Linked DNA regions of Homo sapiens: region 1 is linked to region 2. The links are chromatin loops, found by intact Hi-C in ENCODE. Cell type or tissue: adrenal gland. All regions are shown on one strand. Each heading gives the region's core, and the rest is flanking DNA. Links, peaks and the distances in the headings are about the cores only. Region 1 has its middle 17 kb from the start of METTL13. Region 2 has its middle 13 kb from the start of MYOC.

What was found. Peaks named below come from ENCODE experiments on the same cell type or tissue, not always from the same donor. Only the 100,000 strongest peaks of a DNase experiment are listed, where the experiment ranks them.
Region 1: a loop joins it to region 2, with 2.1 times the contacts of the local background. A loop is called at or near these places in 1 of 110 quality-filtered maps.

The regions. Positions count from the first base shown.
Region 1 is chr1:171,758,517-171,771,432 of GRCh38, reverse strand. It overlaps the pseudogene LOC391136 and the pseudogene LOC124900454. Among named protein-coding and RNA genes, the nearest start is that of METTL13, 17 kb to the left of the region's middle. In adrenal gland, for the core only: no CTCF peak of the experiment used is centred there; no DNase peak of the experiment used is centred there.
Region 2 is chr1:171,659,400-171,672,315 of GRCh38, reverse strand. It overlaps the pseudogene PFN1P1. Among named protein-coding and RNA genes, the nearest start is that of MYOC, 13 kb to the right of the region's middle. In adrenal gland, for the core only: no CTCF peak of the experiment used is centred there; no DNase peak of the experiment used is centred there; H3K27ac peaks cover 882 bases.

The DNA.
Region 1 (12,916 bases), core at 2,802-10,801, 99 kb before region 2:
GAGAGAATTCAGAAGGTCTGTGAACTTGGATGGGGAACAAATGACATCTTTATTTCCATTCACTTCTAACAGAAAGTCAGTATTTCTTTTATTATAAATGTTGCCCTCCTCAAAAAATCGAAATCCTCAGTAGTACTAGCTGTACCTGCGATTTTGTTACCAATACAAATCACTAAGATTGTCCTACCTTACAAACATAACTGTCTTGAAATAGTTTATGCTCATTACTAATTCAAAATTATGACAAACATTAGGCCTGCCATTAGATTTTGTTATTTAATAAGTTAAAAAGCATAGATATTAATATTTCACAAATTTTACCTTTAAAATATGTGATAACATTATTTCAATATCATGGGATTACTCTGTAATTCTGTGTATTTTATTTTGATATATCTGGAAACATTCTAAGTGGTCCATTAATTTCACCAGATTGCCAAAAGGGTTCTTGGTACATTTATATGTTAATTATGCACAGAGCCTGTTATGAGAAAAACTTGGGACTATAAGCCCTGCCACCCTGCTCCCCATTCAAATTAGGAAGGTGCCGAGAGAACAAAGAATGACTCGGACGTCCAACTCGACAAGTAGATGAGTTTATTAGGACTTACATGCAGGGCACTCCTGAATGGCTGCAGGAGAGCTCTAGAGATTCACAACTACCACCTGTCTTTAAGCTCCTTCTAAGCTAATTTTCTGGCTCTTTGCCTCCTGCATTTGAGCAATGAGACTTTTTCTTGGTAGGTTCTCAGGGATACCTGCTTCTTGGCTGGGCACCATAGCCGTGGCTCACCACCCAGGCTTCAGGGTTCAGACAGTAGACATATACCCTTAAATAACCTGATGACCTGGCTGGGCATGGTGGCTCACGCCTGTAATTCCAACACTTTGGGAGGCTGAGGCAGGCAGATCACTTGAGATCAGGAGTTTGAGACCAGCCAGGCCAACATAGTGAAACCCCATCTCTACTCAAAATATAAAAATTAGCCAAGTATGATGGTTCATGCCTGTAGTCCCAGGTACTTGAGAGACTGAGGCAATAGAATCGCTTGAACCTGGGAGGCAGAGATTGCAGTGAGTCAAGATCACGCCACTGCACTCCAGCCTGGGCGACAGAACAAGACTCCATTTCAAAACAACAAAAAAAACAACAAGATATCTGAGGACCCATCACATTACACAATTCCTCTCACACAATAGAAGATCCATGAATGATTCCTCATGATCATAAGAATTTATATTCTCATACTTTGTGTTCTACCTTGACTCTGTAATCATGTAAAGAATAAATTAGAAAGGCCAGTTTGGTTCTTAGGGAAACTATGTTTTTTTAAAAATCTTGTGAGCAAAAGACTTGTTGTTTCTCTTCAATTTTTCACCATGTGAAGAAAGTCTGAAATGTATCTGTTTAAGGTATTTTGCTGACATCATTCCATTCCTTCTAAATAACTACTCATATACCACTTGTGACTATAGCACCTAAGGCAAGGAAATATAATGGAGCCTCTGTGATTTGTGATGTCGTTTTAACTCAGTGAAGCATAACTATGACTGAGACCAACTTTTCATGGATTTTGTTTTAATGCTTCAAATGAATGTCAGCAGAGGATGTAGAATCTCCTCTGCTTATAAAAGAGTAAAAATTGAGAACATAAAAACATTCTCAACTCTAATAAAGGGAAACTGCAATGCTGAATACTCAAACTAATGCTGAATTATTTTATACTCAATATTTTATACTCAGTATTTAATACTGAAGAAATATCCAAACTTATTATGCTAAAAGACAGAGTCATATGATCAAAAGCCGAGAAAAAATAGACAATAGAAAGTAACCCACAGGTAATCAGTGTATTAGATTAGCAAACAAGGACTGACTAAAATGTTCAAGAAAATAGACAAAAAGATATAGAAATTCACCAGAGAATTAGAATCTATTTTTAACATAAGTTATGGAACCAAAAAAATTTACAATAACTGAAATTAAGAGGAGCCAGGAAAATCAAGGGCATATGGCAACAGCAACCACAGAGCAGATGGGGAAATGTCGTTATGCACATGGATGCTGACGCTGACTCAGCACATGTTTCAGCTGCATCTCTGGAACCCTGTGTCAGGCCGGAACCCTGAAATCTAATGCAGACTCAAAAAACTTGTGCACCCATTTTAAAAAAGAAAACTTTAAAAATGTAAACTCTGACATGTATATTCAAGAGTATCCTCCTAGTACTACATTGCAGTTAGTAGGTACCAAAACAAAGTTCTTTGTCAAGAGCAATTCTTCAAGAAGCACATGCCTGTGGTCCCAGCTGCTCAGGAGGCTGAGATGAGAGGATGCCTTGAGCCCAGGGGTCCAAGGCTGCAGTGAGCCATGATCACGCCACTGTACTCCAACCTGGGTATGGAGTAAGATCCAGTCTCCCCGCCCCCCACAGAAAAAATGTCAAAATGATTCTAAACCCAAGTACATTTTAAAATTTTCTATCATGACATTTTAAAAAATAGTTGGACAATTAGCTATTGCTCTATTTATAAAGGATTAGGGAAAAAATGATGGCACAGCAATTGCCAAAAAGCTTCCTTTAAAATTATTGCATAAGGGTGGCTGATACCGTTTGGCTCTGTGTCCCTTCCAAATCCCATGTTGAACTGTAATTCCCAGTGTTGGGGGAGGGACCTGGTGGGAGGTGACTGGATCTTGAGAGCAGATTTTCCTCTTGCTATTCTCATGGCAGTGAGTTCTCACAAGATCCGATGGTTTAAAAGTGTGTGGCACTCCCTGCTTCACTCTTTTCCTCCTGAAGACATGTTTGCTTCCCCTTTGCCCTTGTGCCATTATTGTAAGTTTCCTGAGGCCTCCCGGCCATGCTTTCTGTACAGCCTGTGGAACCATGAGTCAATTAAACTTCTTTTATTTATAAATTACCCAGTCTCAGGTAGTTCCTCATAGCAATGTGAGAACAAACTAATACAGTGACTATCACTGGGGCTGCGGCCAGATTTCCTACAGTTAATTTTATAATCGATACTTCAGACTTGGACCTGCCTAACATTAAAGCATACATTATAACCAATATTATGAATTCAGAGTCACAGAAAAGATGCTAGGGAGTTTTTTGGTTAAATAATTCCCTTTAAAAGTGGGGAGGGATTGGTCTTACACAAAATAACAACAAACCCAGAGCCAGAAGGAAAACTGCCTTATTATTGTTATTATTATTATTATTATTATTATTATTTCTTTTTTCTTTCTTTTCACATGTTTGCGGCAGGAAAACAAGGCAGCTCAGCTCATGGCAGTCCTGATGATGATCCCTGAGGGCTGATCTTGGCCTCTAGCCTTGGCTGAGGAGAAAAGGGGTGGCTTCTTATTAATGATCAAAAATACACATGTGATCTACCTCAGCATAGGGAAACTTGGACAGGTGACTTGGCAAGCCATGGATGATATTTAGAAAGCTATTGTTTGGTTAACTTTTAAAAAGAATCATTTTGCTTATTTATACTTTATGAGTAAAATACAAAGAGAAACTGTCTCCTGGAAATTGATCATGAAATTAAAATGCAACTTCAAGTGTACTGATGAGGTAGAATAATTGCATGAAATTCCAAGAGATATTTAAAGACAATGATATTGACTGGTAGGTTGAAAGTAACAAACATCCTCTCCTTTCATTTTTCTGTTTTATTTTTGTCACAAATTTTCATTGCTCATATTCTTATTTCCCCTTCTATTGTCTAGAAATCAATGTCAACAGGCCAAACTTTTGCTAACCAATCTATAATAATAAACAGCCTAGAGAAGAGAAGCAAATCTATAAAAATGAGGAAACTAAATATTTTCTTGTCTATAAGGCAACCAAGAGTATGCAAATATTATTTTACTAAGAGCTTATGATATTCTTGGAAGACAATAAGGAGGCAGAGATTATTTCCCCTGTTTTGCCTGGGAAATGAAGCCAGTATTGAAAAGGTGACTTGGTAAAGGTCATTAAACAAGCAAAGTGCTTCTGAGATTCCCATGCCCTGGGAAAGCTGAAACACTCTCCTGCTTTCACTTTCCTTGTTTTCTTTTTTTCTCTTGTCTTTTCCTCTCATTCAAAAGCAAACTTTAAAAAATTAGCATCAATTCAACAATATTTAGTGTGTGCTTGTTCGATACAAAGTATCATACAGGACAAAAAACGGTCTAAGACAGTCCTTGATTTAAAGGAGTAGTTAAAAATCACTGTTCTAGCCTGGATCTTCATAGCTGCTCAGCCGCTTGTTTACCATTTACCATGCATATTTATCTGCTAAGATAACTGTTTCAAAACTCCTTTTTCTTAAAGCTCCCAACTTCAACACTGCTCCTTTGACTCTTGACCTTGCTTGCCTTTTTTTTTTTTTTTTTTTTTTTTTTCAGATGGAGTCTTGCTCTGTCTCCCAGGCTGGAGTGCAATGGTGCAATCTTGGCTCACTGCAATCTCTGCCTCCCTGGTTCAAGCAATTCTCCTGCCTCAGCCTCCTGAGTAGCTGGGATTACAGGCGCCTGCCACCACACCCAGCTAATTTTATATTTTTAGTAGAGACGGGGTTTTGCCATGTTGGCCAGGCTGGCCTGGAACTCTTGAACTCAGGTGACCCACCCTCCTTAGCCTCCCAAAGTGCTGGGATTACAGGCGTGAGCCACCATGCCCGGCCTTGCTTGCCTTTTTTACTGAATATTTTGAAGCTACCTTAGGAGTTTTCTTAACTTCTCTATTTTCAAAATCTCTTTTACTTCCTTCCCTCTTTTCCCCAAGAAAGGATCCTCTAATCATCTTGCTAGAACTCATCTCCTATAGTCTCAAACACTGATTGTCCCACATTTGCAGGGTATCACCCCACCATTATTTCTTCCTCAATTTGCATTTTCAATCCTACTCTCCCAGTGGCCTCTTCTTCTCCATTAGTAAATATAAGTTGGTTATTTCTGATGTATTTCTGATGGTACCTGCCCCCAGTACCACTTCAAGCTGCAATGTACTGTGTCTTTTCCCTTACAATTAAATTTCTTGGAAAAGGAATCTGTAATCTGTAATTTCACTAACAAATAAACTTTTATAATATGGCTTTTGCTTCCATAATGTTACTGAAATACTTCGTGAAGAAAAATAAAAGCATGTGAGTCAACAAATCTAATAGCTTTTTCTAGTCTTTGTTCTCACCCTTCCCGGTTTCTCTGAAGTTTTTGATGCAATGACTACTCTTTCTTCATCTTCTTTTATACTGCCTTATCTTCATTGTTTTTCTCTCTACCACTCTGACCATTTCCCATTGACTGCTCTTCATCTTCCCACTGCTAAATACAGACATTCCTCTAGCTTTTGCCTTTTTCCTTACATACACTCTTTCTTAGATTCCTCTTCATAGAGATGATAACTGAAGCTGAGGATTCTCTTGCTCTGAGAATTCCAACAATCTCTCCAAAGAAAGTACATGTAAAGAAAAGGGCAGTATATTCTCACTTATAAGTGGGAACTAAGCTATGGGTACGCAAAGGCCTACAGAGTGGTATAATGGACATCGGAGACTCAAAAGCAGGGAAAGTGGAAGGGGAGTGAGGAATAAAAAAACTACGTATTGAGTACAATGTATACTACTCTGGTGACAGGTGCACTAAAACCTCAGATTTCACCACTATATAATTCATCCATATAACAGAAAACCACTTGTATCCCAAAAGGTGTTGAAATATATATATGTTATAGCTTTATATATATATGTATTATATATAATTTAAAAAATAAAGGGCAGACATTTTAAAATGTTTTTAATTGACACATAATAATTTTACATATTTATGGGGCACAGTGTGATGTTTCGATAAATGTATACGTTGTGTAAAAATCAACAAATCAAATCAGGATATTAGCATACCCATCACCTCATTTATCATTTCTTTCTTTCTTTTCTCTTTTTCTTTTTTTTTGAGATGGAGTGTCACTCTGTTGCCCATGCTGGAGTGCAGTGGCCCCATCTCAGCTCACTGCAACTGCTGCCTCCAGGTTCATGTGATGATCATGCCTCAGCCTCCCAAGTAGCTGGGATTACAGGTGCCCACCACCACTACTAATTTTTGTATTTTTAGTAGAGATGGGGTTTCACCATGTTGGCCAGGCTGGTCTTGAACTCCTGACCTCAAGTGATCTGCCCACTTTAGCCTCCCAAAGGGCTGGGATTACAGCCGTGAGCCGCCGCGCCCGGCCACATTTATCATTTCTTTGTGGTGAGAACATTCAAAATTCTCTCTTCTAGCTTTTTTGAAATATACAATATTGTTAACCATGGTCACCCTACTGTGACTAGAACACCAGAACTTACTCCTTCTAACTGTCACTTTGTACTTTTTGACTAATTGCTTCCTATGCCCCCATTCCCTTTCCCCTCCTCAGCCTCTGGTAACCACTATTCTATTCTCTACTTCTGTGAGATAAACTTTTTTAGATTCCATACATGATTGAAATCATGTTTGTCTTTCTGTATCTGGCTTATTCCACTTAGCATAGTGTCCTCCAGGTTCATCCATGTTGCCACAAATCCACTACTGGGTATATATCCAAATGAAATGAAATCAGTATGTGCAAGAGACATCTGTGCTCCCATGTTTATTGCAGCATTATTCACAAGCAGCATTATTCACAACAGCGTATAGAAGCAACCTAAGTGTCCATCAACAGATGAATGGATAAAGAAAATGTAGTACTTATACACAAAGAAATACTATTCAGCCTGTGAGGAGGAGAAGAGCTCCAGTTCCTTCAGGACCCTCCTGAGGGAGCACCATGGCAGCTTCAGGAGGACCTGGGGCAACATCCCGGGGAAGAAACAGCTCCTGTCTGTGGGCGCAGATGCTGAGGAGGAAACTTTGGTGTGGATTCTCTGGGGCATTTTTCCTACCTCGTCCATACATGTTGCTGTAATGACATGATTTCATGAATTTTTAAGGCTGAAGAGCATTCCATTATGTATATATACTGCATTTTCTTTATCCTTTCCTCTCTTCATGGACAGAATCTTGCCTCAAGAATATGAAAATGTTGTGGAGTCCTGATAAGTAAGCAACAATGAGGAAGGGGCCTCGGGTGGGGAAGGGCCCCAGGTGGGGAAGAACAATGAACAACTGTTCTGAGAGATGACCTCTATGTGCAGCCCCCTCTAGCACAACCCTATAAAACTTCCCTCCAGCCCCTGCCTTTTTGCAGACAGCCCTTCTCTGCTGTGCTACCTGTTGCAATCTTGCAATGTATTTTCATATTTTCTCTAATAAATCTGCCTTTCTTTACCTACAACTATCTTGGTAAATTCCTTTACCACCTGCGACACCAGCCCAGCCCCAGATAGTCACACCTGTGATGTTTTGGTGGCCCGTACAGGGACTGTTCGGGGACCTCTTCCCCTACTCACTCCCTTTCCTGTCCTCCAACTCTGACCTCTTGGTGACAGCATCCAAGCACCGAGACAGCTGAAGGTCCCCAGCCGGGGCCACTCCTCGGCAGACCAGAAAGTCCCTGTGAAAAGATGTCTGACCACCACTGCCTGATCAGGTAAGAGTTCAGAGTTTGCTTTCCTTTCCTGCCTTCCAGCAGACAAACTCTAGCATCCCTCTGGCAATTGATCACAACTGGCCAGGCCCACACCTTGGTGTAGCCTGAAGGCCAGAGGGTGAAAGACTTTGGCTGCCTTACCCAGAAGGGAGGAAGACCCTCTCCTATCCTTTCTGGTTAAAAGTCCCCAATCCCTTTGTGTGGCACAATTGGCACACATGTTTTGGGGAACTCAGACTCCCTCTTTCTCACTCTAAATTCTAAATTCTCCCATGAAGACAGCCAGACATCCTGCTCTGGATGTTCCCAAATCAGGTGATCTCAAGTGGCCTCAGAGCAGTGAGTGTCCCCATTCCTGTTCCTTCTCCAGGGCTGGCAGCAGGCTGTCTTTCTCTCTTTACCCTTTTTCCTCATGCCTGGGCTGATCACCCAGCATAAGGTGCCAGCGCTGAAAGGTCCTTTCTAATGGGGGTGGGATGCCCCTTTAGAAAGTGTACTTGTATCCCTCTGCAATGTAAGTGGAACCCTTTTCCTCAGCAGGATGCCCCTAAAGAAAGTGTGGTTCGTGTCCCCAGCAGACATTACCCTCCAGTGGCTCATTGTTTTCCAGTTCCAACATGGACAAACCCCATCTATTTATTCAGACTCACCTCTGGGCTACATCCTAAAACATTAAGACAAATTTAACTCTCAGACTCTCAAAAAGAAACACCTAATTTTTTTTTCTGGTTTCAACTTTTTAATAAGCTCTGTGAAGGACATCCTAAGCACTATATGAGACAAAACAATATTTTTTCTTCCAGTATTACAAAAAGACATTTGCAAACATTTTAAAGCGGCTCTTCTATATAATCAGTTTGGTTATCTGAATTAGAGAAAACCCCTAGATAATCATGTTCTTGATGCAGATTTCTTCTAGGTATATTTGGAAATTGCTTCCTAACCACAATAAACACTGTGTACAGGTTTTTTAAATGTCCCTGGATACACACTAATTTTCAAAAACCAGTCTGGTCAAATGTCAGAACCAATTATTGCTAGATCCAATAATCCTGACAGCTCAAACTAAAAAACTGGCAAAAAGAAAAATACTCCGACCCTACAAATGTTCCATAATTTGTCTTTAAATAGGAGAAAAAATTTTAAACAAAGATGGAGCTGTCTAAAAGATCTTTAACTAGCTACCTTGGGAGCTCAATTTAAAAACAAGAGGTTGATATACTATAAAATAAGATGTTTCAGTACAGCTCCAAAAACCTTTATAAATACAGCCATTTGGAAGGACAATCCTGGATCAGAAGAGCTATTCCTTGTGTATATTATGTGCACATGTCACATTTCAGTTGTCATAATTGCTTCTGTAATTTCCTTCTGAGTAGCAGTCATAACTACCCTGGCTTCTGACATTATAGTCTCTGGACTGTCCATATCCATATCTATACCCTCCAGGTCAACTGTCATACCTGCCACTCCCATAGTCCTGGTTCCCACCACCTCTAGAGTAGCTGTGACCACGCCCATGGGCCCCAAAGTCACCTCCTCTGGTTCCCCAGCAGACTTGCCTGCATGATCCACGCGGATCTGGTGACCATCCAGGGACTCTCTGTTCATGGCTCTCATGGCGTCTGGGTTGGTGATGGTGATGAAACCAAAACCCCTGGACCACTGAGTCTCCTTGACAATGACCACCTCAGAGACAGGCCCGAAGCTGCTGAAGTCGTCTTCCAGCACCTGCTCGTCGGTGTTAATGTTGAGCCCTCCCACGAAGATCTTTCCTTCTTTAGTGGACATGGCAGCGAGTTCAAGTCCTGGAAATTAAAACTTAAAAAAGCCAGACAGACAGTAAGCTCAGAGGTGCAGAAAAAATAGGGCACATCTAATTTTCTTGTGTCATATATTAACAGCATGGCCCCTTTGCAGGAAATTCTCAAATTAGCCTCCTCAGTCTTTTATAACTGAGAGCAGAATAAAAAGGACAGGGCTAACGGGAAAGAAAAACACAGAAAACACAAGGAGAAAAGGCAGGCTCAACTGCTGGCTGCTTTATGAGCCCCCAGCCCAGTCTGGGTTGCCCTCAGAATATCCTCCAGGTAACTGCCATCAGTGCAGAAGGCCAGGCCACTGAAAGGCAAACTGTCCCAATGGGACAAATGGGGAAAAGCCTTACACAGTTTGCCCCCTCGGCCACAAGCTTGGCCACTGGAAATGGGACTGCCCTAAGGGCTGAAGGGCCCCCAGGACAGAATCCCATCAGACACCCCTGATGGCCTTCTGCTGGGGTAGGGGTCTCTGCTCCAGCTGGCTTCCAAATCAAACATCATTATCAATAAAACAAAGCCAAGGGCAACTCTGGAGGCAGCAAGTAAAATTATAAATTTCCCTTTTGAGTTCAAAAGCTGTCTGTCATGGAGACACCTCCTCTACCCCTTTCTGGAAATAACCTTTTGCTTATATGGTAAAAACCTGGAAAATTACTATCTGGATGTTAACAGCCTTTTAGATTGGGTCACTATTGGAACTGGGTAGACCAATAAAAGAAAAAGGTTAAATTAAAAGAAGGATGCATAACAACAACATGGCTAGTCTCAGAAAGTTATCTTGAGCAGTTAAAATCCTTTGCAAGCTTGAAAATGCTTTAAACTCCTTCTGGAAAAAACAGCAGTCACCTTGTGCTGTAGATAAGTGGCTAAGGCTTTGCCCTCTCACAATGCGTTCAATTCTTGTCTTTCAATGTGAGTCCTTTGTGGTTTAATACTTGTGGTATTTTTGCCCTTTATTGATTCTTTTCCCCTCCATGAACAGCTTCTGATTTCCTGTCTTGAAATTTTCTTTTCTCTGAATTACCTTTGGGGCAATTCTAGATCTTGTAAATCACTGACCGTCTCTTTGGAGACAGCTCATGTGTCTGTGTTTAAGTCTTCTTCTGCGCCGGGCGCGGTGGCTCACGCCTGTAATCCCAGCACTTTGGGAGGCCGAGGCGGGCGGATCAAGAGGTCAGGAGATCGAGACCACGATGAAACCCCGTCTCTACTAAAAATACAAAAAAATTTAGCCGGGCGCGGTGGCGGGCGCCTGTAGTCCCAGCTGCTGGGGAGGCTAAGGCAGGAGAATGGCGTGAACCTGGGAGGCGGAGGTTGCAGTGAGCCCAGATAGCGCCACTGCACTCCAGCCTGGGCGACAGAGCGACACTCCGTCTCAAAAAAAAAAAAAAAAAAGGCTTCTTCTTAGTTAAGGCTTACTAATATCATGTTATAAATTACCTTTAGTAAAAGATTCAAAAGCCAGAAATACTAGCCATTTGTCCTGACTGAAATCTGGTAATAGTTAGAAATCAACTTAAAGCTTATATTTGGTCTGCATGTGTACAGATATTGGTTTTTAAAGCCCCTGCTTTTGCTCTAAAAACTTCTCAGTTGATAGAATTTTGTCTTAATTCTCCATTTCTGTCTGTGTATTTTTATGTGTTTATATAAAAGAATTCTAATTGGCTTAAAGAAAAATAAGCACTTAAACATATTGTCAGAAAAATAAAAATTTAATGCCTTTTAGGTCACGTGACTCTAATACGACTCTTTTAAAAAGCCAGTTTAAAGATTATTGGTAAGGTAAATAAAAGATGTCTTCAAAGTTCACACACTTAAACTAAATTAGGCAGTCAGATACTGTTTGTCAGATGCTTTAAGGCCATAAACTGCTTCTATGACTTTTAATAATTGACTTGTTTGTTTTATAGCCATTAGATTCTAGGTAAGGCCTGGGGACATATGGTGTTAGCCTGGTCCCCTGGCTAGTCTGGAAAGAGTCAGACATTATCTGCAGCTTGTCCTGAGTTCTGCAATCTTATACATGGTTAAAATTACTCATGAGGGCCAGGCACCGTGGCTCATGCTTGTAATCCCAGCACTTTGGGAGGCTGAGGTAGGGGGATCACGAGGTTAGGAGTTTGAGACCAGCCTGGTTAACACAGTGAAACCCTGTCTCTACTAAAAATACAAAAATTAACTGGGCGTGGTGGCGGGCACCTGTAATCCCAGCTACTTTGGGGGCCTAGGCAGGAGAATTGCTTGGACCAAGGAGGTGGAGGTTGCAGTGAGCCGAGATTGTGCCATCGCACTCCAGCCTGGATGACAGAGCTAGACTCCGTCTCAAAAAAAAAAAAAAAAAAATTACTCATCAGGTTTTTCACCAAAAATAAAAGTTGCTGAGAGTTAACATTGTAACATGTACTTGAGACTGCTGGAGAAACAGTTTACATGAAAAGTATAGAAGGAAAGTAGAATATGTTTTTGGTGGGAGGTTATAAGGAGGCATGGAAATAGGCCGGGCATGGTGGCTCACACCTGTAATCCCAGCACTTTGGGATGCCGAGGTGGGTGGATCACGAGGTCAGGAGATCTAGACCATTCTGGTTAACATGGCGAAACCCCGTCTCTACTAAAAATACAAAAAATTAGCCAGGCGTGGTGGCAGGCGCCTGTAGTCCCAGCTACTTGGGAGGCTGAGGCAGGAGAATGGCGTGAAGCCTGAAGGCAGAGCTTGCAGTGAGCCGAGATTGCGCCGCTGCATTCCAGCCTGGGCGACAGAGAGCGACTCCATCAAAAAAAAAAAAAAAAAAAAAGAAGGCATGGAAATATGGCTTTTGTTAAAGGGAATGTAATTTTGTCTTGCTCAGAGGTTTTAAGGATTGGCCTAACCTACAGGAGTAATGGAATAAAACTGAAGGTTTAAGCAAGTTAGATAGTAAGTTGTGGAGGGCTGATCTTGTAAAAAGGTCTGTGGGTATAAAAAAGCTGGCTAAGATTTGAAGGGAATTATTCAGTTTTCCCATAGGTTGAAAATTGAAATAAAAGCACACTAATGCAGGTCCAGAATCTGGGCCCGTGTGTCCAGATAATAGTTTTCTTAGATAATTAATCTGCTGTTTAACAGAAAACGATAAAGGGTTATAAGAGGTTTATGGAAATCTTACCCTATGGTCAAGCTAATAAAGATTGGACAGATTTGTTTATAAGGTTTTGCTAAGAATTGGATTTAACATTAATAGAAAACTAGTACAAAGATGCAATTTGGCTTTCTCTTTTAGACAAGATTTTCATGTAATATAAACAAAAATGAAAGAATTTTGTTTTCCTTTTAAATGAATGACAGAAAAAGGAGGGAAGAAAAAGGAGACAGATTCAGTTGTCCTCATGCTGTCTTTATTGCAGCCTGTTTTGAAAGCTAAGTCTCCCCTCTATCAGCGAGTAAAGATTTTTGCCTTTTAAAAATTTTGGACTTATCATTTTGGCTAAATGACTTATAGTGACTCTGTACTAATCTCCTTCTCTAAACAACTCTCCTCCAAATCC
Region 2 (12,916 bases), core at 2,555-10,554:
GACATTCTTAAGAAAATGAAAAGATTCTCTATTTTTCTTAGAAAGGAAAAAAAAAAGGAAATGAAAAGACAAGCTACAGACTGAGTGAAAATATTTACAAATCACATGTTTGCCAAAGGACTCGTATCCAGAATATACAATATATATAAGACATATATATGTAGTGAGTCTCATGACTCAGTAAAAAGAAAGTAATCTAATTTTTAAAATGGGCAAAAGATGTGTACAGTATCACTTTGTTGAAAGTTTCACTTTGTCAGTGAAAATATACAGATGATAAATAACATCATTAGTCTTCAGGGATGTGAAATTAAAGCCTCAGGGAGATACTACCACCCACTTGTCAGAATGACTACAATTTTTAAAACCTGACAATACCAAATGTTGACAAAGATGTAGAGCAACAGGAACTTTTATACACTGCTGGTAGGAATATGAAATAGTACAGCCATCCTGGAAAACAGTTTGGCAGTTTCTTATAAAGTTAAACATACAATTACCATATGATCCAGCAATTCTATTCCTATGTATTTACCCAAGAGAAATGAAAATATATGACTATACAAAGACTTATACACAAACGCTTACAGCAGCTTTACTATTTGTTATGGGTTGAATTGCCCCCTGTCCCCCAATTAATATGTTGAAGTCCTAACCCCAGTACCTCAGAATGTGACCTTATTTGGAAATAGGGTGGTTACGGATATAATTAATTAACATGAAACCATATTGGAGTAGAGTGGGACTTTAATCCAGTATGACCGGAGTCTTTTTTTTTTTTTTTTTTTTTTGAGATGGAGTCTCGCTCTGTCCCCCAGCCTGGAGTGCAGTGGTGCCATCTCGGCTCACTGCAAGCTCCGCCTCCCGGGTTCACGCCATTCCCCTGCCTCAGCCTCCCGAGTAGCTGGGACTACAGGCGCCCGCCACCACGCTCGGCTAATTTTTTGTATTTTTAGTAGAGACGGGATTTCACCGCGTTAGCCAGGATGGGCTCGATCTCCTGACCTCATAATCCGCCCATCTCGGCCTCCCAAAGTGCTGGGATTACAGGCGTGAGCCACTGAGCTCGGCAACTGGAGTCTTTTTAAAAGGAGAAATGTGAACACAGGCGCAGATACAGGGAGCATGCTATGTAAACATAAAGATAGCCAAAGAGACAGAACGGGAAGAGATCCTTCCCTCATGACCCTCAGAAGGAACAAACAGGTAGTGGTACAAGGCTGCTGCACAGCGAGCAGAGCCACGGTCCAGACGGCAGCGCGTGCCCCGAGCTCTCCGCTTCCCACCGCCCGCCAGCCCAGGCAGCCCGAGCCCAGCCCGCTGCCCCAGCAGCAGCGCCATGGCCGGGTGGACGCCTACATTGACAACATCATGACCATGGCCGGGTGGACACCGACATCGACAACCTTATGGCGGACGGGACCTGTCAGGACGTGGCCATCGTGGGCTACAAGGACTCGCCCTCCATCTGGGCCGCCGTCCCCGGGAAAACCTTCGCCAACATCGCGCCAGCTGAGGTTGGTGTCCTGGCTGGCAAAGACAGGTCAAGTTTTTTTGTGAATGGGCTGACACTTGGGGGCCAGAAATGTTCGGTGATCCGGGACTCACTGCTGCAGGATGGGGAATTTTGCATGGATCTTCGTATACCAAGAGTACCGGTGGAGCCCCCACCTTCAATGTCACTGTCACCAAGACTGACAAGACGCTAGTCCTGCTGATGGGCAAAGAAGGTGTCCACGGTGGTTTGATCAACAAGAAATGTTATGAAATGGCCTCCCACCTTCGGCGTTCCCAGTACTGACCTCGTCTGTCCCTTGCCCTTCACCGCTCCCCACAGCTTTGTATCCCTTCCCTCCCCATACACCATTTTATTTTGGGGGCCATTACCCCACACCCCTTATTGCTGCCAAAACCACATGGGCTGGGGTACAGGGCTGATGGCCAGACACCTTCCCCTACCCATACCCCTCCTCTGTGTGGTTGTAAAACTTTTTTGGGAGGATTGTTTTATTTTTTCTGAATAAAAAAGATTCTACAAAAAAAAAAAAAAAAGGGAACAAACCTTGCTGGAACCTTGATTTTGGATTTGTAGCCTTTGGAACTGTTGGACAGTATATTTCTGTTGTTTAAGCTACCCAGTTTGTGGTACTTAGTTATGGCAGCACTAGCAAGCTGATGTAAGTAGTCCAAAATTGAAGACAACCCAATGTCCACTAACCCATGAAAGGATAAGGATAACATATTATGGTACATCCATGCTGTGAAATACGGCTCATTAATACAAAGAAACGAACTACTTGTAAATACAACAACATGGCTGACTCTCAAAAGCACTCATGCCAACTGATATAAGCCAAAAACAAAAGGCTACAGTCTATATGTTTTTATTTATATGACATTCCAGAAAAGGCAAAACTGTCAAGACTAAAATAAGATCAGTGGTTGCCAAGGGCCGGTGACTAGGGAGAAGGAATTGGCTACAAAAAGGCACAAAGGAACTTTTAGGGACAAAGGAAATATTCTGTATTTTGATTACGGTAGTGGATACATTATTGTACATATTAGTCAAAACACATACACCTAAAACGGGTGAATTTTACTACATGTAAATAACCCTTCAATAAACCTGACTCCTAAAAATTATATTACAAAAAATACAAAGATGGAAGCCAAAATATCATATATTCTCATTATCTAAATATAATCACTATGAACATTTTGCTATATTTATATCTAGCTTTTATATAGATAATATATATTTAAAAGTGTAGGGTGGCATTGCATATCTAGTTTTATAATTTACTTATTTCATTTAACAAAATATTGTAAATAACAATATTATTCTGAAATTTTACGTCTATTTATTTCATAGGATATGGGTATGCTACAGTTTCTTCAACCAATACCCTGTTGTTGAAAACTGTGGGTTGCTAGGTTCAGTGGGTCACATCTGTAATCCCAGCACTTTGGGAAGCAAAGGCGGAAGAATTGCTTGAGCTCAGGAGTTCAAGACCAGCTTGGGCAACAGAGAGAGACCTTGTCCCTACTAAAACTTTAAAAAACAAAATCAGCCAGGTATGGTGGCACACACCTGTAGTCCCAACTACTTGGGATGCTAAAGTGGGAGGATCACTTGAGCTCAGGATGTCGAGGCTGCAATGAGCCATGATCCCACCACTGCACTCCAGCCTAGGCGACAGAGTGAGACTCTGTCTCAAACAAACAAACAAACAAACAAACAAACAAACACCTGTGGGTTTCCCTGCAGTGTTTTGCAATAATAATGCTTCAATCAATCTCTTTAAAGCTTAGGTGTTAATCTATAAAAATGGAATCATTATTTTTGTTAAACAACAATAGAGATATCATACATTAATATAAAATTATTAATTTAAAAAGTGATCCATTTCTTAATAGAATGTATCCCATTGCTATACTTTTTTTTTTTTTTTTCAGAGACAGGGTCTTAATTTGTAACCCAAGTTAGAGTGCAGTGGCCGGATCATAGCTCACTGCAGCATCAAACTTGAACTCCTGGGCTCAAACGATCCTCCTGCCTCAGCCTCCCATGTAGCTGGAACTACAGGCGCATGAACCACTGCCCCCGGCCCCCATTACTATATATTTTTGAGAGTTGTCCTCCTTTTGACATATACTTTCCTGTGGCAGAATTTAGAGAGGCTGAGTAGTATAGTGAAATAACACAGGTGCGGGAATCCTAGGACTTGGGTTTGTGCTGAGTAATGAGAAAGCACACTAGCTGTCTCATCTGTAAATATGTGAGCTTCTCTCTTGCCTATCTCCACTACAGACAGGCTGTAAATGCTGAATAACTGCTTTATCATTCTCCTTTAAAGTAAGGATGGCCAGGTAACACAGTTCTGGCCAATGAAAGGTCTGTTGAGAGGGCCAGGTGTGGTGGCTCACGCCTGTAGTCCCAGCACTTTGGGAAGCCAAGGCAGTAGGATTGCGTGAACCCAGTAGTTTGAGACCAGCCTTGGCAATATAGCAAGACCCCATCTCTACAAAAAAATTTTTTTAAATTTAGCTGGGCATGGTGGCATGTTTCTAAAGTCCCAGATACTCAGGAGGCTGAGGCGGGAGGATCACTTGAGCTCAGGAGTCCGAGGCTGCAGTGAGCTATGATCACACCACTCCACACCAGCCTGGGTGACAGAGTGAAGCCCTGTCTCTAAAAAAAAATATTAAAAAAAGAAAGTCTGTTGGGAAAGCTTTTGCCTTCTAATAAAAGCAAAGATGTCCTGGTGCCTGCTCCTTCCCTTCCTCCTTCTTCCAGTCGTGAACACAAGTGTAACATCTGGAGCAGCTGTCCTGCAACCATGAGGTGACATTCATGAGGGTAAGTGGCTAACGTGGTAAGAGTGGTGACGTGGAAGGTCTAAGAGGCCTGGATCCTTGAAGACACTGTTGGTCCTCCCACACCAGTCCCAGAATGCCACCTCCAGGCCTCTTTTGAATGAGGAAAACAACCTCCATCTGTTTAAATCAGGTTTTCTGTTACTTGTAGATGAAAGCATTTCCAGCTAATATACCAATTGTTGTGAAGGCAAATGAAGTATATAGAGGACAGTGCTTTATAAAATGGGAACCAACATGTACATTGCTGATCAACTAAATATAAAATTAATAGCATGCTGACTGGCTGGGCACAGTGGCTCACACCTATAATCCCAGCACTTTGGGAGGCTGAGGCAGGAAGGTCACTTGAGCCCAGGAATTTGAGACCAGCCTAGGCAACAGAGTGAAACTCCATCTCTATAAATTTAAAAAAAATAATAATTTTTTAAAAATGCTGTCTTTCTACTTGTGATCTGTTTTTTCTCTCCAAGCTTCTCATTCATCTAGCTTATATTACATTTCCTATACTCTTTCAACATTATTTTCAATTGTATAATACTGAGTGATTATTTTTTAAATGCATATAATTAAACCAGAATATTCGGTCATAATAGTTTTAAAAAATACAAAAATTTAGTTGTCTTATTCAGTGAGATGTTTTGTAAAACGGTACCATGCCTTTATCATTAAAGTGGGAGTAAGCGTTACACTGTCGGAAGCAAATTAGTTGTCTTATTCAGTGAGATGTGTTGTAAAACGGTACCATACCTTTATCATAAAGTGGGACTAAACGTTACACTGTCGGAAGCAAAGGTACAGTTGCCAGATCCACAAGAGTAAAGTCAAGCCTCTTCAGAAGAGTCAAATATCCCAAGTGACTGCTTCCAAGTGCATCATTTTCCTGAGCTAGGAATTCTCATTCCAATTCACTAGATGAGAAGTGTTAGAAACAAAGGTTGATAATGTTTTCAGGATACAGACCCCCACATATATTATAATTCATGTTAAACATGAAAAAGACTTGGAGCAAGTAACTAGCCCCTGAATCTTGGTTTTCTTACTTTTAAAAAGGGGATGTATACAGACTTACCCGAAAGGATACTATAAACATCATTAATTAATGTCAATAAAGCACTTGGGTGTTGTATTTACTGGGTGCTGGTCACACAGAAGCCTGGCTTCCACACCAGAAAGGCGTCTACCTCTTCATTGCTAGGCACAGCAGTTCAGACGCCCCATTTTTAAATTACCACCCATTGCATGAGCTTGGATAAAGCTCACTTTCTCATCTGTAAAATATTATGATAATAATAGTACCTACTTTATAAGAGTGTTATGAAAGATTAGTGAAGTAATCCTGGTAAAGTGCTCAGCATGGCTCCTGGCACAGGGATGTGCCTAATAAATGTCAGCTATTATTAGCATCATAACTTGCACCTCTTCTGCTCTGTTGGCTCTTTCCCTCTAGCATATAAACACCTTAAGTTTTTTCCATCTAAAATAAATAATATCCCTTAGATATTACCTTTTATTTTTTCTCCTTTGATTTATTTTTCTCTGGTCATATCCTCCATTTTGGCTTTGGCCACATACACATAGCCAATGTCAATGACTAAGGAGTCTGTAATATACACCTGACCAAGGTGCAGGAGCAAGGAAAGCATGTGGCATAGAAGAGGCGCATGAGGTCATGAGCCAGGGTGTCATCTGTTTAAATCTTGGCTCCGCAACTTTCTAGGTGTGTGACCTTGGGCAAATTTCTTGTCATCTCTGAAACTCAGCTTTCTCACCAATAAGCTAGAGATAAAAACATCTGCCTTGCAGGACTGCAGTGAGGTTAAAACGCATAATGCACATAAAGTACACAGCGCAATGAAAGGCACGGTAAGAAATAATTATCACCCAAAATATAAAGTTCATTGCAACTTGCAATCCTGTTGAGGTGAAAAGACTGATGCATGAAAAATGATTCAAGAGCAAGTTGAGAGGTGTCTGCCACCGTCTTTAAGAACAAAGACAGAGTGTGTGTTGAAGCCTTTGACTTCACTCAAAAAAATAAGTCATTAAAAAAACAACTTTGGGCCGGGCGTGGTGGCTTATGCCCAGGGTCTCCCAGCAGTTTGGGAGGGCAAGGCGGGGCAGATCACCTGAGGTCGGGAGTTCAAGACCAGCCTGGCCAACATGGTAAAAACCCACCTCTATTAAAAATACAAAAATTAGCCAGGTGTGCTGGCACATGCCTGTAGTCCCAGCTACTTGGGAGGCTGAGGCAGGAGAATCACTTGAACCTGGGAGGCAGAGGTTGTAGTGAGCAGAGATCGTGCCACTGCACTCCAGCCTTGGCAACAGAGCAAGACTCAGTCTCAAAAAAAATAAAATAACTTTGGATGCATTGAAAAAAGACTGAGCTGAACTCTGAAGAGTAAGTAGGCACCAGAAGTGGGAGGAAAGTGAGAAGCTGGAGAGCAGCATGAGGAAGATGGGCTTGTTTGGAGTCAAGGCTATTGTTTCAGGGAATCTTATTACCTTTCCAGGCTTCTAATTATATGGTGGGGGTGGAGGTGGTGATGGTGATAAGTGCCTCAAGTAGCAATTGGAGTAGTGATTTTGCATTCATTCTCTCATTTGAACCCTCTAACAACCCTATGTGGTAAACAGTGAGGTGATTATGACCCCTCTCACAGACAGAAAAAAATGAGATTCAGAAAGGGTAAATAGATTAAGGTTCTCCAGCTTACCCAAGTGGCAGAGCTGTGACTCACAGCTAGGTCTTCTGACTTTGAGGCCAGATGCCTTTCAATGAACCAGGGTTAGGATTCCATTCTCTAAACAATAGGGATCCACCCTATTGGGTTTTTTAAGCAGACAACTGAGAGGGAAAGCAGGGCATGGAGAAGATTAGCCTGGCAGCAGAGAGCAGAACTGAGGAGAGCCTCTGGGAGGCTGGGGGAGAAATGTGCTTGAGGTAGGAAATGCTGGGAGACATTCTGAAGGCAAAAACATCCAAACTCAGCAGCTGCTTATACATGAGGGCAAAGGAGAGGCAAGTCAACGACACTGGCTCTATGACCAGGGGTAAGATAATGCCATTAAAGGAGGTAGGGTACCTGAGAGGAGAAGTAGGTTTGGAAAGGATGTAAATAGAGCCGTTGGGGATGGGAGATGATCTGAGAAGAAGATACTGGCTTTGTGTTGAGCAGGACATTCAGACGGTGTTGAATCCTGAATTGGAATGCAAGTGAAGAATCCAAAGCCAGAAAATTAAATTTGGAGGTTGTAGTGGATGACATGAGAATAGGTGATGTGTTTTATCTATTCCTATATAACAGATTACACCCCAAACTTAGCAGATTAAAACAACAAGCATTCACTACCTCACAATGTCTATAGGCCAGGAGTCCTGCAGCAGCATAGCTGGGTGGTTGTGGCCCAGGGTCTCTCATGAGGTTACAGTCAAGGTACCTGGGCTGCAGGGGCCACTTCCGAGCCCACTCATGCTAATGTTGGCAGGAGGCCTTGGTTCCTTATCAGGAGGGCCTTTCCATGGGCTGTTTACAATGTGGCTTCCCCTCCAGTCAGTGATCCATCATAGGGAGAAAAGCCTGCGCAGCCCAAGAAGGAAGCCACAGTCTTTTAATCTAATCCCAGAAGTGGCAAGCTGTCACTTCTGCCAATGCCATTGGTAATACAGACCAACCCTGGTGTGATGTGGGAAGAGACTCACAGAAGAGTGTGAGTGCCAGGGTGTGGGATCTCTGAGAGCCAACTTGGAGGCTGTATACCACAGATGAGCTCTCAAGAAATTGCATACATTGTGAGAAAAGGAGGGATCTGTAGAAAGAGCACTAGGGCACCCACAGATGTGGATTAGAAAGAAGAAAAGAAGTCAGCTAAGACAGAGGACGAGCAATCAGAGGAGTGACTGGAAACCCAGGAATGACAGTGTTGCCACAACAAGAGGGAAGCAAGATTCCTGAAAGAGTGTGGAATCAACACTAAATGCTGCAGTGAGAGAAAAGCATATAAACTATTTTTAAAAATTTAATCCAAAGTTATATTTAACTTGGATCACATTATGTTCTTCGTTTATTTGTTTGTTTTTGTTTTTAGCAGATTTACCTTTTCAATTCAGTCTTGCTGGTGCTAATAGCAAAAATTATTCTGAATTTCCTGAGCACAGGCTGGCTAGATTCTGGGAGACGAGGAGCTCGGTAGGGAGCTAGCTGGACCAGAACTATAACCACAGATAATCTGCAATGCACACAGTTCCCAGGAGGATGCTCAGGGGCCACTGACATGAAGACATCTCCTGATTTTCCACATCGGATGTTATTTCACTTTTACGTAGGCCAAAGAGCCACAGAGAAGATAGCTCTTTCTGTTGAGATGATCCCCTCCCCTGCCCTGAGAATTGGATCTAACCTACCCGAACTGGATTTTTTAAAGGACACACTGTTCTCACGTAAAGCCAAATTGCTGACTTTGAGTGAGTGTGTGTGCTTGCCTCCTTGGCTGTCTCTCATCATTTAATTTTGCTAGTGGGAGATCACAGTTCCATCTTCAAAAACAAATTATATTGTAATGCTTTCTTAATTAAAAATCCTTTGAGTCATGCTTACTGAAATCTGTTACATGGATTTAACTGATCTGCAGGGAAGAGATTTTCTGTTCTCTGTGGAATTAAAGAACTCAGAAAGGAAATGAATAGATGAAAATGTTCCAGTCATGAAATCCCTCCCTTTAATAATACGTGTCACAATGAAGTATTATCTACTGGTAAGTTTACTTAACTTCAGTCAAATCAGAAGAAGTAACCAATTGCTCAGAGATCCCAGGCCCTGGGAAAAAGTTGGGTTCATACCCAGCTCCTATAGTTACCAACATTTTTCTTTGAGATGGAGAAACTGAATTTCCTTAACAGTAACGTGGAGAAAAATATGAACCATATAGTTGGGTGGTTGAAAGAATGATGGATATTATATGTGTCTTCACATGTGAACATATGTTTTAGGAACAAAAGACTATTCAATAAGGTAAAGCAATATTTTATCTATTTGTGAACTTTTCCAAAAGCCAAAAGGTTTTGCTTGTATGTCTTCACACTCCCAAAACCAGTCCACATTTCTGGCTAGGGACACTTTCCAACATATTACTCTTCGACATGGCACTCTCTGAGCCTCTGACTACCCCTCCACTGAGTACTGACCACTTAAATAATGATAGATTGAAAATAGTCTTGATTCCATACCAAAGATAGCAAGTGGATTATGCTTGGTCAGTAATTTATAAACTTTTAATGTATGAGAAGCTATTGTAAACATCAAAATATTTTACAGAACCCCTCTGGAGTACCTGTTAGGCTTTTAATATGTATCAATTGAAAAAATTTACGGCCGGACATGGTGGCTCATGCCTGTAATCCCAGCACTTTGGGAGGCCGAGGTGGGTGGATTACCCGAGGTCAGGGGTTCAAAACCAGCCGGAGAAACCCTATCTCTACTAAAAATACAAAACTAGCCAGACATAGTGGTGTATGCCTGTAATCCCAGCTACTTGGGAGGCTGAGGCAGGATAATCACTTGAACTTGGGAGGCAGAGGTTGCAGTGAGCCGAAATAGCACCATTGTACTCCAGCCTGGGCAACACGAGTGAAAGTCTGTCTCAAAAAAAAAAAAAAAAGAAAAGAAAAAGAAAAAAATGTATATTCACGCATGACCTGGGCAATAAAGGCTCCAGGCTCTAACACCTGCCCAAACGGAACGACTGTTCATCTTTTCTTCTCCCATCGGCCCCTGCAAATATAGTCTTTGAGTGCATTTAAGAAAGAAGTATATTTTTCTTTTTTGACACAAGCCATGAGAACTATTTTCTCATAGAAAAGTGTAAATGGTAAGGAGAATCCCAGAAAAAAAACCCATAAAAGCCTATTTTACCTATGCTATTGCTATATGGTCACCATGTACACTATTATTTTTCCTATATGTGAGTGAGAAGCGAAGCCCAAGTCATCAGGAAGTTGTCTCCATCTTCCCTTTAGCTCTTTTCACCCCACAACCTTTACCAACGACCTTGGAAATATCTTTTCCATGCCTAGCACAGTGTCAGGCACACAGAAGGCCCAAGCATGTTATTGAATGTCCCACACTTTTTACCTCCATGGTAAGAAACATACCGACTAAACATAGTGAGGAACAGATTACTTTTAGGCACTGAACTACAATTGCTGATTATCCTTTGCCTACCCACATCTCCTTCTAAGGGATTCTTCTTTGCCCATAGATCTTTCTGCTCTAAACAGGCCCTCATCCCCCTCCATAAAACATAATTTCATGCATCAAAGTTGAGTTTCTGTCCCAGGCCAGTGCTTCAGTTGCCTACTGGACAACTTCCTGCTGGTATGGTCACTTGAAAGAAGGAGCTCAGCCAATCAGCTCTCTTCTAAGAAGGGGTTTGGGAAACACAGAGGCTGGGTCAGTTAACAGAGGAAATGAGCTGAAAGGTCACATGCGGGGAGGTAGGCTCAGGGCTGGGGCAGCCATCAGGGACTACAGCTGAAGTCAGCAGCTAGATATTGGTGAAGAGGAGAATGAAGTTGATGCCGAGAAACATTCTGTAAACCAAAAATAAAATTCTAAGCCCCACAACTGGCTGAATGGGACCACGCGGATTCCAAAGAAACCTGAAAAACTAGTTCAGACCACAGGAAGGAGAGTCAGACATGCTTTATTATACCCTCCTCCCTTTAGAATTTAGACACAATTGACCAACATTAAAACAGATCTTAAGACCGACCAAATGAACTCTTTCTTTAACAATAAGATACCAAAATCCAACCTGACTCTAGTATAGCATCACATGACCAATAAAGAAGGAAATCAAAATATTTTACCCCAAAATATGTTTCTTTCCCATATTTTGAAATGACTATTTGCATCTGTAAAGAATCTCAATTAATGTAACTAGGTATTTGCCCTTCCAGGCCCTCTCAACCCCAAAGAGATTAACTAAATCTGGCACCATTTAAGGTCTGAAAAGAGATATTTATTATCCATTATCTCTTAAGCCTGCTACCTGGAGGCTTCATCTATAACAAGAACCTTGGCTTCCACAACCCCCCTTATCTTAACCCCAAGTATTTCTTTCTGCTGACTTCAACTTTAGGGAAAGCTTAACTCTTTTAACTAATTGCCAATCAGGAAATCTTTTAACTCTACCTACGACCTGAAAGCCAACCCAGTGTGTACCTCACACGTATAGATTGATGTCTTCTATCTCCCTAAAATGTATAAAACCAATCTGTTACCCAACTACCTTGGGCAAATGTTCTCAGGACCTCTTGAGGCCGTGTCATGGGTCATGGTACTCACATTTGGCTCAGAATAAATCTCTTCAAATATTTTATAGAGTATGGATTTTCTTGTCAACAAGAACCATGATGAGTGAGACTCTGCAGCTCCTAAGAGACAGGGAAAATAGTGGACTTGACCTTTTTTGAAAGGCCAGTTTCTGTTTTGGTTTTGGAGAATACTTACTATATTACACAAGGAGGTGTTTGGGTCATGGGTGTGGATCCCTCATGGCTTGGTGCTCTTAGGGATAGTGAGTTCTCACATGATCTGGTCATTTAAAGTGTGTGGCACCTCCCCCCAACCCACTCTCTCTCTCACTCCTGCTCCTGCCATGTGAGATTCCTGCTCCCTCTTTGCCTTCTGCCATGAGTGTAAGCCTCCTGAGGCCTCCCCAGAAGCAGAGGCTGGCGCTGTGCTTCCTGTGCAGCCTACAGAACTGTGAGCCAATTAAACCTCTTTTCTTTATAAATTATCCAGCCTCAGGCATTTCTTTATAGTAATGCAACAGTGGACTAAAGCCCCCTCCCCCGTCACACTCTTTCCCATTTCTCTAAAGAAACTTGAAACATTTCCCTAAAGAAACTCTGTACCTTGGAAGTAAGGTGGGAGAAGCTCTGTGCTGCACCTAAAGGAGATTACTGCCAGCAGCCTTCACAAAGACTCAGAATGAGTCTGTAGCTGCCCTCAGGTTGGCCCAAGACTCCACTAGCACCGGGTCTCCCCACAGCTGCTCATGGTTTCCACTCTGGTCCTGTACAGCATAGGACACATAATCCCACACCACAGGGCAAGCCCAAGGCAGATGTCCTGCATATGTTTGGGCAAATCTAGTCCTCAAGTTGCTAGTAAATAGATTGGGTGAAAGAAAAATATCTGAAGAGCCTCCATAAATTTTTTTTTTTTTTTTTTGAGACGGAGTCTCATTCTGTCGCCCAGGCTGGAGTGCAGTGGTGCCATCTTGGCTCTCTGCAACCTCCACCTCCTGGGTTCAAATGATTCTCCTGCCTCAGCCTCCTGAGTAGTTGGGATTACAGGCACCCGCCACCATGTCTGGCTAATTTTTGTATTTTTAGTAGAGTTGGGGTTTTGCCATGTTGGCCAGGCTGCTCTCAAACTCCTGACTTCAGGTGATCTGCCTGCCTTGACCTCCCAGAGTGCTAGGATCACAGGCATGAGCCACCACGCCCGGTCTAAAGTTCATTCTATTT